Regions from separate parts of the Homo sapiens genome. Here region 2 is linked to region 1. Evidence: chromatin loops called from intact Hi-C (ENCODE). Cell type or tissue: breast epithelium. All regions are shown on one strand. Links, peaks and the distances in the headings refer to the core of each region. The heading gives the core; the rest is flanking DNA.

What was found. Peaks named below come from ENCODE experiments on the same cell type or tissue, not always from the same donor. Only the 100,000 strongest peaks of a DNase experiment are listed, where the experiment ranks them.
Region 2: it touches region 1 in a loop (6-fold over the local background); 1 of 110 quality-filtered maps calls a loop at or near these places.

Annotation. Positions count from the first base shown.
Region 1 is chr10:3,209,935-3,217,072 of GRCh38, reverse strand. No RefSeq gene overlaps it. Among named protein-coding and RNA genes, the nearest start is that of PITRM1, 41 kb to the right of the region's middle. RefSeq lists enhancers at 2,004-2,504, 2,505-3,005. In breast epithelium, for the core only: no CTCF peak of the experiment used is centred there; a DNase peak (open chromatin) is centred at 3,718.
Region 2 is chr10:3,258,916-3,265,137 of GRCh38, reverse strand. No RefSeq gene overlaps it. Among named protein-coding and RNA genes, the nearest start is that of LINC02668, 4.5 kb to the right of the region's middle. RefSeq lists a silencer at 2,125-2,290. In breast epithelium, for the core only: no CTCF peak of the experiment used is centred there; no DNase peak of the experiment used is centred there; H3K27ac peaks cover 2,126 bases.

The sequences.
Region 1 (7,138 bases), core at 1,201-6,200:
TATCTGCATTTATAATTTTTATTTTTTACTCAGTGCTGTTGGACTGTTCTGGGCCTTGCCTCCATCATAGGTTATGCTTTCTGGAATTTTTAATTTATTTTATTTTATTGATTTACTGTTTTTTTGAGACAGAGTCCCTCTGTGTCACCCAGGCTGGAGTGCAGTGGCTCATTCTCGGCTCACTGCAACCTCTGCCTCCTGGGTTCGAGCGATTATCCTGCCTCAGCCTCCCGAGTAGCTGGAACTGTAGGTGCCCGCCACCACGCCCAGCTAATTTTTATATTTTTAGTAGACACAGGGTTTCACCATCTTGGCCAGGATGGTCTCGATCTCTTGACCTCGTGATCTGCCCACCTCGGCCTCCCAAAGTGCTGTGATTACAGGCATGAACCACTGCGCCCGGCCTATACATTATTTTTAAACTGAGACTAGACAAGAAGAGAACACCGCATATTTATATCACCTCCAACCATGCCTCCCTCCCTCTCACTTCCATTTCTGTGTTATTTCATAGCATCTTATTTATAACATTTGTCATTATAATATCCTCTCATTTACCATAATCCTATAGGAGCTTTAGTCTTATTCCTACATTAAATGTCTTCAGTGCTCACGGCTCACTTTTTATCTGTGTCTCCATCTGTTTGGAGACATCCAAGTTTGTTCTAGAGTCATCTTCTAGAAATCTCTTTAGGATGGCTTCACCAGTCCTGCATCCCCTGGGTCTCACATGCTTTAAGAGACTTACAGTATTTTTAATAAAGCCCATGCTTTTTTCATTTCTCATTAAATTATCTCAATAAATTGAGTCTTTTCTGGATCAGCTATTTTACCCAAGGTACAAATTGGGGAGAGACTAGGTCAGAATTTCCCCAGCTCAAAATGAAGCTCCTTGTGACTCAGAGCCTGTGTGCATGTGTGTATACATGCAGGTGTGTGTATGAGTGTGAATGCATGTGTGTATGCATTAGTTGTCATTATGTCTCCCCAGCTAAAAGAACATGCATTAGTTGTCATTATGCATTAGTTGTCATTGTATGCATTAGTTGTCATTATTTCTCCCCAGCTAAAAGAACATGCATTAGTTGTCATTATGCATTAGTTGTCATTGTATGCATTAGTTGTCATTATTTCTCCCCAGCTAAAAGAACGTGAGGCTGTGCCTGCTTCAACCCCAGTCTCTCTCCCACCTTGCTTCCCTGGCAGCCACCTCCTGCAGGAGTCGCTCGCTAAAGTCACCTCTCACGGCCTCTGCACAACACCTGACACCTGGTAAGTGCTCAACACGTGCAGGGTTTCCTTTTCTCTGTGCAACGTCTCCTGTCCTTCAGTGACACCCTGGGTCATTTCTACAGTAGCCTTGCATCAGACACCCTGCTCCAAGCAAGACACGTGGATTCTGCCTGAGGCTGCGGCATCCCTTCAGGAGTCTTGGCAAGTTGGGCGCTGTGTCTGGGAGCTGCTCTGCTCTCCAAGCCGTCCCATGCCCCGGTTGGGTCTTCCCTCCTTCCACGCCCTTTCACGTGCACTGTAGAATCCATGGTTACGCTGTGAGCTCCATGGAAGCTTGAGTTTGCTTTCTGGCTTTTGTTCTTATTCTCTGGGGACAACTTTAGAAAGAAGAAGAAAATAGAGACGTCTTTACCCTGCTGTCTTAAAATAGAGACAGAAAGTAGGAGAGTTGTTGCCAGGGGCTGACGGGAGGGGAGCAGGAATGAGTGTTGAATGGGGCAGAGCATCAGTCTGGGACGATGAAAAGGCTCTGGAGGTGGATGGTGATGATGGTTACACAACAGGGCTCTAATGCCACAGAGCTGCACACTTAAAAATGGTAAATTTGGCCGGGTGTGATGGCTCATGCCTGTAATCCCAGAGCTTTGGGAGGCCGAGGTGGAAGGATCACTTGAGGCCAGAAGTTTGAGACCAGCCTAGGTAACATAGACACACCCTGCTTCTACAAAAATTTTAAATTAAAATTAAATTTTCTAAATGGTAAATGTTATACGTATTTTACTACAATTAAAAATAAGCAGAAATAGGTTTAAAAAGATAGATAGATAGATAGATGATAGCTAGATAACTACATGATTGACTGCTTGTATTTTGACTGTGTCAATTAAGCAGTTGATTGAGGGCCTCAAGGCCCTCAAACCAGGAAGCTGACTCCCAGGAAGCGGCTCTTGCTGCAGTGCCGACTCGGTGGCTGTGAGAAGCCCCTTGTCTTTTGAGAACCTCAATGTTTATGTCAGTAAAGCAGAGGATGGTTCTCACAGTCTCTAGGTTCTGTGACATCTAGGCTTTTATAATCTTGCTTAATCTTGCACCCTTAAAATGGCCATAAATATAACCAGGTCCCTATCACAAAACCCAGGACTTCCCACACACAGCTCCCCTGCAAGCATGGAAAGCTTTGTGCATAAGACACAGCCCGAGATGAGAGGCAGTGGAGCTGTGGGGGTTGCCAGGGTCGCCCCGTAGCCTCACAGCCATGGCTGCAGGGGCCAGGATCATGTGGCCGGTTCCCAGCAGGCCTTAACCTCCAGTGGCCAGTGCTATCTCAGGAGAAGGGTTCAACGCAATCGTACACGAGAGAACCCAGGCTTGATATTCAAAAGAATCCGGCCCCTGGCTTTGCTGTGAACACAGCCAGACCAGTGCTTGGAAAGACCGAGCGTGAGAGTGCACCAGGAGCCCATAAACCTGTCAGGAGACTGGGCCTCGGCCTGCTTTACCACATGGGAGCTCAGGGCGGAGAGTGGGATGAAGAATGAGTCTGGGAGTCGGTCTGCAAATGACCAAGCTTGTACTAATTTACATCACTTTTGGCCTAAGCACTTGGCTGTGACAAGAGGTTTTATTTCTGCTCCATGAACCCCTCCTCAAAAGGCTTTTTTCTCTGATCGTGAATAGATTTTGGAAAAGAAAAAGGAGGAAAAGAGGGAGGTTAGGTGTCTCACTTCGGTCTGGCCCAGCTTTAGATGGTCATGACTCATTGAAAGTGACAATAAATAGTTCATCATCTGGAGAGTGAAGAAAATAAAAAATACAGCACCGTGTCCCTTGGACGCCGACTCCGGCCCCATGTGTGAACCCTAGAGTGCCTGGGCAGGAGCTCTGGAGCTGGGCTTTGAGGAACGAAAGAGGCTCCTCAGTAAAAAATGACCCGCCTGCACCCCGGGCACACGTCACCCACCCACCACTCAGAACCTCAGCTCCTGACACAGAAGAATGGGGCCTGGGTCCATGACCCCGTCTGCCTCCAACAAACAAAGTGGGCTTGAAGGATCCCTGGATATCACAGCCTCAGTTCATTCAGGCACAAAATTGAACCACTCATCGCTGTTCTGTGCCATGCGTTGGCATTTTACAAGAGTTCAACGCAATCATACACGAGAGAACCCAGGAAAATCATAGCTCCCATAGCTGAGCTGGCCCCAGGCATGCAGGCCACGTGCAGAGGACTAAGGACCACCACAGCGTGGACACTCACCAATCACAGCAGACACGTGCTGGGGCAGATGGGCTGGGTCCCCAGACGGACTGGGAGTTAGCCTTTTAAAATCCGAGTTTGGGGGAGATGGGGATCCAGGGGAGGAGTGTGTGTGGTTGGGCAAGTGGGGTTAGTGTAGGGGCCCTGGGACAGCTGCTATTTACTAACCAGTAGGAAAGTCTTTCCACATTCTAGAAAGCAGCTGCAGCCCTCGTGGGAACGGCTGATGTTGCCTGATTTGTGAGGCTCCGAGCCCTGACCTGGCGAAGTTCCCAGCCCCCACTTCCCACAGAGAGATTTGAAGCAGCTTGTAGCTCCCAGCGCACATCTCACCGTTCCATTCCTGCTCCTCTTTGGGCCTCCCACCTTCTGTCAGGTTTGCCCTCCTTATCTCAGTGTGCAAATTGGCCTTACCTCAGTGGGGTGGGGGGAGGGGGGAGGGATATCATTAGGAGATATACCTAATGTAAATGACGAGTTAATGGGTGCAGCACACCAACATGGCACATGTATACATAGGTAACAAACCTGCACGTTGTGCACATGTACCCTAGAACTTAAGGTATAATAAAAACAAAGATGTAGAAGGAAATATTACTGAAGAGAAGTAGCCAGGGAAAAACACCCCAAAGTCCTTGCCCTTCCCTGCGTCCTGCAACATGTGAAAACAGACCATCCAAACACTTCATTTTAGTCAACATTAATCGGGTATTTCTTCCAGACAGGACTTGGAGGTTTTTAGTTTTAATTTTTTATTTTAGTGTAACTAGATTTGGTGCAGTGCCTGGCACACAGTAGGTGCTCAATAAATTATTTAAAATATTTTCAATAAGTTTTATTCACCTGTTAGTTAATAGGAGAATTCATGTTGGTATAATTATAATCAGATATCTTAGTGAAAAAAGTGAAAACTCAGGTGACAAATAAGCAAACCCTGAGGGGACTCTAACCAGCAACAAATCAGAAAGCAGGGTTTAGTGAGAGTAAGTTTCCTTGTGGACAACATGCCTGTGAACAAAGGTGCTAAGTGTGCACTTCTGCTTTTAAATGAGCAAAAATGCATACATGCAACTATTAGAAATTTAAAATGAGTTGAGGAACAAGAAAACTGATTAAAGAAAAAAATTGTTATTGAATTCATAGATTGTATGCAACTACTAAAAGGAAACTGGGTATATCAGCCTGAAAGTTTACTTCAAAAATGAAATGTCAATCAGGCGCAGTGGCTCATGCCTGTAATCCCAGCACTTTGGAAGGCCAAGGCAGATGGATCACCTGAGGTCAGGAGTTCAAGACCAGCCTGGCCAACATGATGAAACCTCGTCTCTACTAAAAATACAAAAAAATTAGCTGGGCATGGTGGCGGGCACCTGTAATCCCAGCTACTTGGGAGACTGAGGCAGGAGAAATGCTTGAACCCAGGAGGCGGAGGTTGCAGTGAGCTGAGATCATGCCATTGCACTCTAGCCTGGGTAATAACAGCGAAACTCTGTTGCAAAAAAAAAAAAAAAAAAAAAAAAAAAAAAAAAGGTCTCCTAAAGGAAACAGGACCAGATGTGCTGGACACCTGATCAGGTATGGTAGACACTTAACTCAGTGTGGTAGACACCTGACCAGGTATGGTAAACACCTAACTAGGTATGGTAGACACCTGACCAGGTATGCCACACACCTGACTAGGCATGCTGGACACCTGACTGAGAATGCTTTATCCTGATGGACAAGAGTTCATTCCCCAGAGTCCATCTTCCTTCTCAGAGCTGATCCCCTGGTAAGGCATTTAAACTGTGTTTCTAAGTGGATAGGGTATCTTCCATGTGACTTCAGAAAAATCTAAAATGATAATAATGGCTGGTATTATTAAGCATTTGCTATGTGCCTTGCTATGTGCCAATGTCACAGACATTGTTCTGTTTAATGCTCACAATACTTGTATGAGATAATTTCTTACAAATGGGGAAACAGATTTGAAATGGGAAAACAACTGTTTAAATTCCCATGAACAATAATCAATTGATCTAAGCCCAGGTCTGTCCCAAGTCTGGCTGTCAGCCCTGTCACCTCCTGTCCCAAACAATATCACTGGTGTGAGCCCAAGGTTACACCTGTATAACAAGACCCTAAATAAGAATGTTGTGAGCTATACAACAGGAGGCGATTTGAGGGGCTGGTGTTAGCAGTGCTGCAGACACTTGGAGACGATAGTCATTGGTGGCGTTGTGCCACAGGAAAGCATTTAAAGGTTTAGAGATGCTTTTGCTTGATTGATAAGGCAATATTCTCAAACTTGATCTCATACACCATACTAATACATCTTTAGATCAGTATACCCGCACATCCATGGTACACATGTCCAAAGTGTGTTTTCATAAAATGCAAACACTGAATGTATTCTTGAGGCTGAAGTTGTATATGCCTCTTCATGAGAAAAACAGGATATTTTTTCTCTTTAGTGCTTGAGGCAAGCTTGAAATACAAGTTAATAGGACCCAAAGTATCTCTATTTTATGTTATTAAAGGTAATCTTCTTTAATTAACATAATCAGAGGAAAATAGTATACTTTGGAGACCAAAAAAAAAAGTGGCATATCTCAGATCAAAGGTTTTTCCTGGTGATTGTGTTTGATTGTCTTTTGAAAACATGCATCCTAAGAGTTTCTAGAATGCAGCAGTTGGAATTTTTACTTTATTTACTTTATATACTTCTAATTCTGACTTTTATATCGTAAGACAATTGGTGTGTCTGTTTATAATGTTGGGAATGTGGAAGGGGAAAACTGTATATTTTCTTAATTTTGCATGAATACATTTATTTCTAGCACTGTAATTACTGTTTTTGAACAGCTTCACTGAGAACATAGCATGCCACTGGCTGGCCCCCAAGTTTCTGGTGCCTTCTCAGCCTCATCTATGAGAGGATAAAATAAAAAGTCCTGGGCACCCAAGCGCATGATCCTGGTGTATGCGTGCTTTGAAGAACAGCAGAAGTCCAGTAGAAGTTGGACTTCGCATACAAATGTGCAAGGTCTGTCGAATGAAGCTTTTCTCTCAGTGGTGCAAAGAAAACCCTCGTGAAAATATGCATGATATGCACACAAAGGGCTTGGCGTGGGCCCAGCCTGTGGTGCACCTGGTGGGGAACAGTATTACTGCCAATACTGCACCTGAACAAAGCCATACACTTCCGTGGATGTCTCAGGAGAGCTGCTGTCATCTACGGAGAGCAGAACCTGAATGAAAATAAGGCAGAGGAATGGAGAAGTATTTGTGGGCATGGCTTGTGGGGTCCAAGGGCAGTGGGGTCTGGAGGATGACTGTAAAGACGACTGCCTGGGAGGCAGACTAATTGTTGAATAAGCTCACTGAGGCCGCCCACCACCCCCACGCACACATTGCAATGATTGGCTTGATTTTGAGCTGGAACAGGAGGCTGCCATGATGAAATGCCACAGGCTGGGCGGCTCGAACGACAGAGGTTCATTTTCTCACAGCACTAGAGGCTGGAAGTCCAAATCAAGGTGTCCTTAGGGTTGGTTTCTGGTGATGACTGTCTTCCTGGCTGGCAGATGACAACCTTCTCACTGTGTGCTCACATGGCAGAGAGAGACAGAGATGGAGACACAGCTGGAGAGAGACAAAGATGGAGAC
Region 2 (6,222 bases), core at 131-5,130, 49 kb before region 1:
GTGCATGAATGAATACTTGCGATGGTTACACTGGGACCAAAAAAAAAAAATCAAGAAACGGAATGAAATGGATGATGACTTTTCACTTTTAATTCTATGAAGTTTGATTTTTGAAATCTATACCAAGTATTATATTCTAATTTGAAAAGTTTAAAAATAATGACCTGGAAGTAAATAACCCCTAATCCGAAAGGTGAGCTGTAGTCGGTAGGGTCTTCCATGTACTCAGGCTCACAAAGGAGAGAGATGGTGGCTTAAGGAGTCCCCAGCTGTGCCCCCAAATCTCCTCTCAAAAATATGTGTAGCCCAGGCTGCACCCAGCCCTGAAACCAGCCCAAGGCTCTCCTTTCCTCTGCTGTCAGAAGGAGGGACGCCTAGGGTCAGGAGGGGCTTGCTGTGGCACCTCCCACACACCCCCATGGCCAGCTGACCCCAGTGCGCTGAGGCTTTCAGGACTTTGCTGAGTGTGTGACCACGGGCAGCTGCGAATGACCCTGCGGAGGGGATGGTGCCAGCCGTGTGGCCGGCAAGCAGCAGGCTGTGGTGGCAGGTAGGAACTTCCTTCTGCTCAGGGAATTGCTGCTGGTATCAACACAGCCCGAAAGAAATATGCTGTATGTCATTAACTTAGGTCTGTTTCAATTACATTCCATCAGAAAACTGACTCTGCCTTTTTGTGGAGAACTTGACTTTACGGGTTGGCTCTGCTGGGAACAGGTTTGTAGAGGAAGGGCTGAAACACGAAACAAAGAGAAGGTTCTGAGAAAGGCCAGGACGATATCCTGTTGTTGTTCAGTGATTCCCTAAACAGAACACTTTGTGAGGGCCCTGCTGGAGGCCCAGGGTGGCTGTTCCTAACAATACCAGCAGCCAGAGGAAGCTGTTAGATGAGTGGGTCAGGAGGAGGCGGTGGCACTGCCCAGGAGTCATTTCTGGGTCGTGTGTGGTGGCCACAATTTGCAAAACAGGAAGGAGAAGAAGAAAAAATGATTGGCAAGTGGCAAAAGGAAGGCAAAAGTCGCACTCTGCTCCCTGAAAGGCAGCAGAATTAAATGGCCAGCAGGACCAAGCAACATCCATGTGGTGAAGGAACCAACCTGAAAGACAAACAGAAAGAAACGCTGGCAGGTGGGGAGTTAGGGGAGTCCGTGAAGGGCATGGCACTCACCAGGAACCAGCGCAACGCCCCCTGCAGCCTGATCTTCCTGGCACCGAAGCACACGGCCTGGGAGCTTGTGGAAGACACAACATTCCGATTCAGTAGCTCCTGAGAGTCTGTGTTTCCAACAAACTCTCACTGCTGCCGGCCTGGGGACCACACTTAGAGACTAAGAATTGCGTTTGCTGCTTCTCCCACCTTCCGCACGGTGGGTCCACCCAGGGAGCTTTAACAACTGCCAATGCTGGGGCCCCAGCTTCTCCACTTGTGATCTAACCGGTCTGGGGTATGGGCTGGGCTTCAGAATGTTTTAAAGCTCCCCAGGTGACACTAATGCTCAGCAGTTTGAGAAGCACTGATGTGGATGAAACGATAATAAGTAACCAGTGGCAATGTGGAGAATTTCAGCCAAGCAATACCCTCATAGACTCCTAAAAAGCCTGAATCCTGGATAAACTTTCAAATCACAGAAGCACATCTTTGTGTTTCTTCTTCATTGGAACAGGTGATAACTGTGCAAATAAAACCAGTTGCCTCCCAAACTGCTCTGAGTCTAAAATAGGACCAAAGAGAAAGAAGTTTTCAGAAAACAAGATGGCCAGTGCATCAGGAGTGAGTTCATCTGGACAGGAAGAGAAACTCACAGTGTCTCCTCTCCTAGGGTGTCCATCATCAGCTCCACCTCTTCCTGAGGCCACCTCCACCTCACCACTTACGTCAGCTCTTCCAGTTCCTGAGCTCAGCTGAACTACCTAATTCGGGGATCTTGAATATCAGCTAGAATTTTGCTGGGTTGAATGTAACAAACAGGAAAAATCCATGACTTATAGGAGATTGAAGGGTATCTCCCCCACACAGCTACGAGACTGGAGGTGGTAGGGCTGGGCTGGGGTGATGGCTTCCCGGGCATCAGGGTCCCAGACTCCTTCATTTCATCTCACTCACTGCTCTGCCTCATGGTAAAAAATGGCTGCCCAGGTGCCAGCCAGCACTTCCGCACAGCAGCCAGGAGGACGAGCAGGGGGCAGCTTTTACGCTCTCCTTTAAGGCAGTCCTGTCCATTGGTCAGAATTTAGTCCTGTGCCCTTCCTAGCTGTGAGGAGGATTGCAAAGTGTTGTACTTGCCAAGACAGAAGTCCCAAGCTACAAAGTTGGAGAAAGAAGAATTCATACTACAAAGAATCCAGTAGTCTTCAACAAGTCCTCTTTTACTTACCCTATTTGACTTCCTACATCTCTTCTCTAACCAGTAATTCACACGAGCCAGGTACTATGCCAAGCCCTTCATACCCACTGTTGCGTTTAGTCCTCATGCAACCTCATGAGGGAAAATTTTCAGAATCCAAATGGAGTTCCCTGTGTTAAAACCCTGACACGCTGGGGAAGGCCATGGAGGGAGGGCTCTCATGAGTGAGGCATTGCAACTTTTCACAAAAAACCACTTCTGCCAGGACATCTGCCAGCAACTGCCTGTCCAGCCTCAGACAGGCATCACCCTTGTTATTGATCCTTGTGGCCCAGGATAATTATCTCAAAACAATTCTGCAATCCTCATTTTCTTAAAAAAAATTATCTCTTTTTACTTCTCTGGATAAGCAATTAGTTTACCATGGCACACACATGCCCATCTTAATGCCTACGCCCGAATAAACACCATTGTCCTTTAGATAGTTTCCTTCTTTGTTATTTAGGTTGACAGAGGTCAGCTTCATTTAGACAACTTGCCAAGGTTACCCAGCTTAGTTTAGGTAACTTGCCAAGGTTACCCAGCTAGCAGCTGATGTAATTAAGGTTTGAACCCTGGTATGTCTCACTCCAAAGCTATTAACAACTCCGACGTTTCCGGCATGGGTTTGATAAACAGACCCAGAACCTCACAGTAGAGGCTTCTAAGCCAATTCATTCATAAGTGCCTGAGCCCCGCCCCTGGAGAAGCCAGATCTGCACATCACAACTGTGGGCTCCTGCACTGCAAAGGCTACCGACTGTACTTTAGTTTTGCTTTGCCTCTTCCTCCTCTTCCTTCTCCTTCTTCTAAGAAAATATTCCAGGAGCTTCCAGAGTTGTGTGGTGCAGCAAAGCTCTAACTTCTCTCCTGAACTTTGATTTCTTATAAGCTTAATAGAGCCGGGTATTCAAGTCATAGCGCCTTGGCTAAAGAAGCATTACTGAATTGTTCCCATTGGCTTGTGAAATTCTTTATATAAAATATGAGCTTGTTTCCTTATTCCTTGTCTCCATAAACAGAAGTCAGTGAGCCCACACCAACATCCCTTTAATGATTTCAGATGATCCAGTACCTTGCCTTGTCATTCCCAATATAAATCTCATCAACCTTTAAATTACATGTGGAGCGGGAGTCTACACCATAAACACCAACCTGGGGAAATACATTCGACATGATTTCTTACAGCAGCCCCTAACACGACCTGTTTTCCCTGAGGTTGAGCTCTGCTTCCTAAATATGCAACAAGCAGGCAAAAATCAGGCTAATGGATCATTCTGATCCGTTGAGTTATGGTTTATTTGAAGAAATGTTCATTTCCTCAGGTCCCTTAGAGCACATACGAGTTTCACACTTGCTGAAGGTGAGTTTCTCGACATCACTAGTCCTGTGGCTTCCCATGCAGCCAGTGCAAAGGGAAATGTGCAAGAGAGACGCCTTCTTCCAAGTGCTGCTCTTCGCTTTAGACGATTAAAAATCATCTCTCGATAGCCCCTCCACTGCAGAGCATTTTCATACACGTCTTTCCGTCTGCAAACTTTTGTTGGAGAAAAAAAAAAATCTACCTAAGCCAGTCTCCAGGTATTGTGTCTACAGCTGGGTGCATCTGATAAGGAATAAACTTGAGTTATCACCAGGGGCTCTGGAGTCAGCATCTAAGAAATGACATTTGGAGAGAAGATGAAGGATCCCCTGAGCGGACATCCAATGATGGTTATGATAAGGTCCAGGAGCCTCTGTGTGCAGAAATGTTTATGTAAAATCAGATCAAATAAAAGGTCTCTCCCTGGTCCCTCAGCCAAATCATCTTTCACTTAGTGTAGTTAAACAAATATTGCTCCGGCTATATCAGATTTAACCTTTTTAAATGTGCACTGTGAGTTTGTCCAACCTTTGTTTAAAAAGAATAGCACTTTTGAGTTCAGGCCTCTCTGAGGAGTTTTGCTTTCCTGCCAATCTTTAGGAGAGACCTCCGTCCCCTTGTTTAGGTTTGGATGGAGAACCAGGAAGACAGACATAGGTCACTTTACCAGGCTGCCTGAAAAACACCCACAGCACTGAAATAACTCTCACCAAGAGAGACACCAGCGGGGCGGGCTCTAATTTGGAATTGAACCAAAACAAGCCAAAAGGGACCTCAAGAACCATCTGGCCAAGAGCATGGGGTTCGAGGTGGACTTGGCTTCCAGACCCGGCCCTGCTTCATGCTGAATGGGAGGGCTCACAAGACCGGAGGTCTCAGGCTCTCCAGACCCAGCTTTCCTATAGAAAATAGGGAATAGGGATGGTAAAAGTAACCGCCTCGTCTAAGTGGTTGTGAAAATTAAATAGGATCCTGTGTAGGAGGTACTTAGCATGGTGCAGGGAACTGTGTAAGCTTTTGTTAGATTTTCCCTGGCCCCAGACGGCATACGTGGTTAATTTCTGTACCAGGACTAGGAGCCGGTTCTCACTGACGGCCATTCCTCCTCAAGGGGGAGTGTCGCGGGGGCGGAGCAGACAAGGCTGACCATGTCCCCTAGTGCCCTGGGGCCTGCCTCACTTCCCACAAGCATGGCCCTCTGCAGTCTGCTCTCAGGCGCATGAGGCCTCACTGTGCCCAGACCACATCTCCAAATTCAACCCCTTCCACTGCATTCTGCTGAGCCGGAGTTTAGTCACAGAAATGCCAAGTCCCGGAGCAGTGGTGTTGCCATCCTAAAGTGGGGGTGTTGTGCTTTTTGGGTGTGCCATGCCCCTTCCTTAAGGCCTGTAGTTACACTGCTTTCAGCTACTGGGACCCCCTGGGCCAGCCGTCCACCCTCCCTCCAGGTGTCTGTTTAAATGGCATTTTCTCAGACATCCCAGTACAGATTAGAACTTGTTACACACCCGTACAGCACCTCGTGATTTTCTCTTCAACACAGCATTATGAACTTGGATGGTTTCATTTCTCTCTCTTTTTTAGAGACAAGGTCTCTAAAGAATCATCTCCGAAAACACACTCAAGGTTTGCAGGGCACAGCAAGGAAGTGTCAAAAGAAACACATTGCCGAAGCACGATAGCGCCACTCAGGTCTTTCTGGAAGGACCTAAAATGGACACGCTCTCTCTTCCCCCCTCCCAAGAGCTGATGACGCTGTTGAAAACCTAATAAGAGAGGAAAGACCCAGGTGGAAATGCTCCCTGCTTCCCCGCTCTGGGCGACCCCAGGGCTGGGGTGAGAGGGGACACACCCACCGCTTGTGTAAGAATCCCCCATGATTTCTGACACCTGGTTGCTAAAAAATCACATCATTCTGCAGGCAGTCAGTGAAGGACGCTATCTGAGCCTCTTGCTAACCCAGCTACATAGCTTGGGATCCAGTCGGTCCGTTTTGTCTTGGCTAAGAGCACAGCCATTTCGCTAGCACTCGATAACATGGGGTCTCTAGGACTCCATTAAAATCTTAGGGACTTCACACCAGGATAAAGTACACTCTCTTGTCATTTTCCATTTTCTAGGAAGACTTCTATAGTTCGATTTTTTTTTTTTTTTTGAGACAGAGTCTCATTCTGTAGCCCAGGCTCGAGTGCAGTGGCACCATCTTGGCTCACTGCAAGCTCTGCTTCTCGGGTTCATGCTATTCTCCTGCCTCAGCCTCCCAAGTAGCTGGGACTACAGGCACCCACCACCACTCCCGGCTAATTTTTTTGTATTTTTTTTTAGTAGAGACGGGGTTTCACCGTGTTAGCCAGGATGGTCTCGATCTCCTGACCTTGTGATCCGCCCACCTCGGCCTCCCAAAGTGCTGTGATTACAGGCGTGAGCCACCACGCTGGTCTATAGTTACATTTTTAAAAACACAATCGCTGAAAG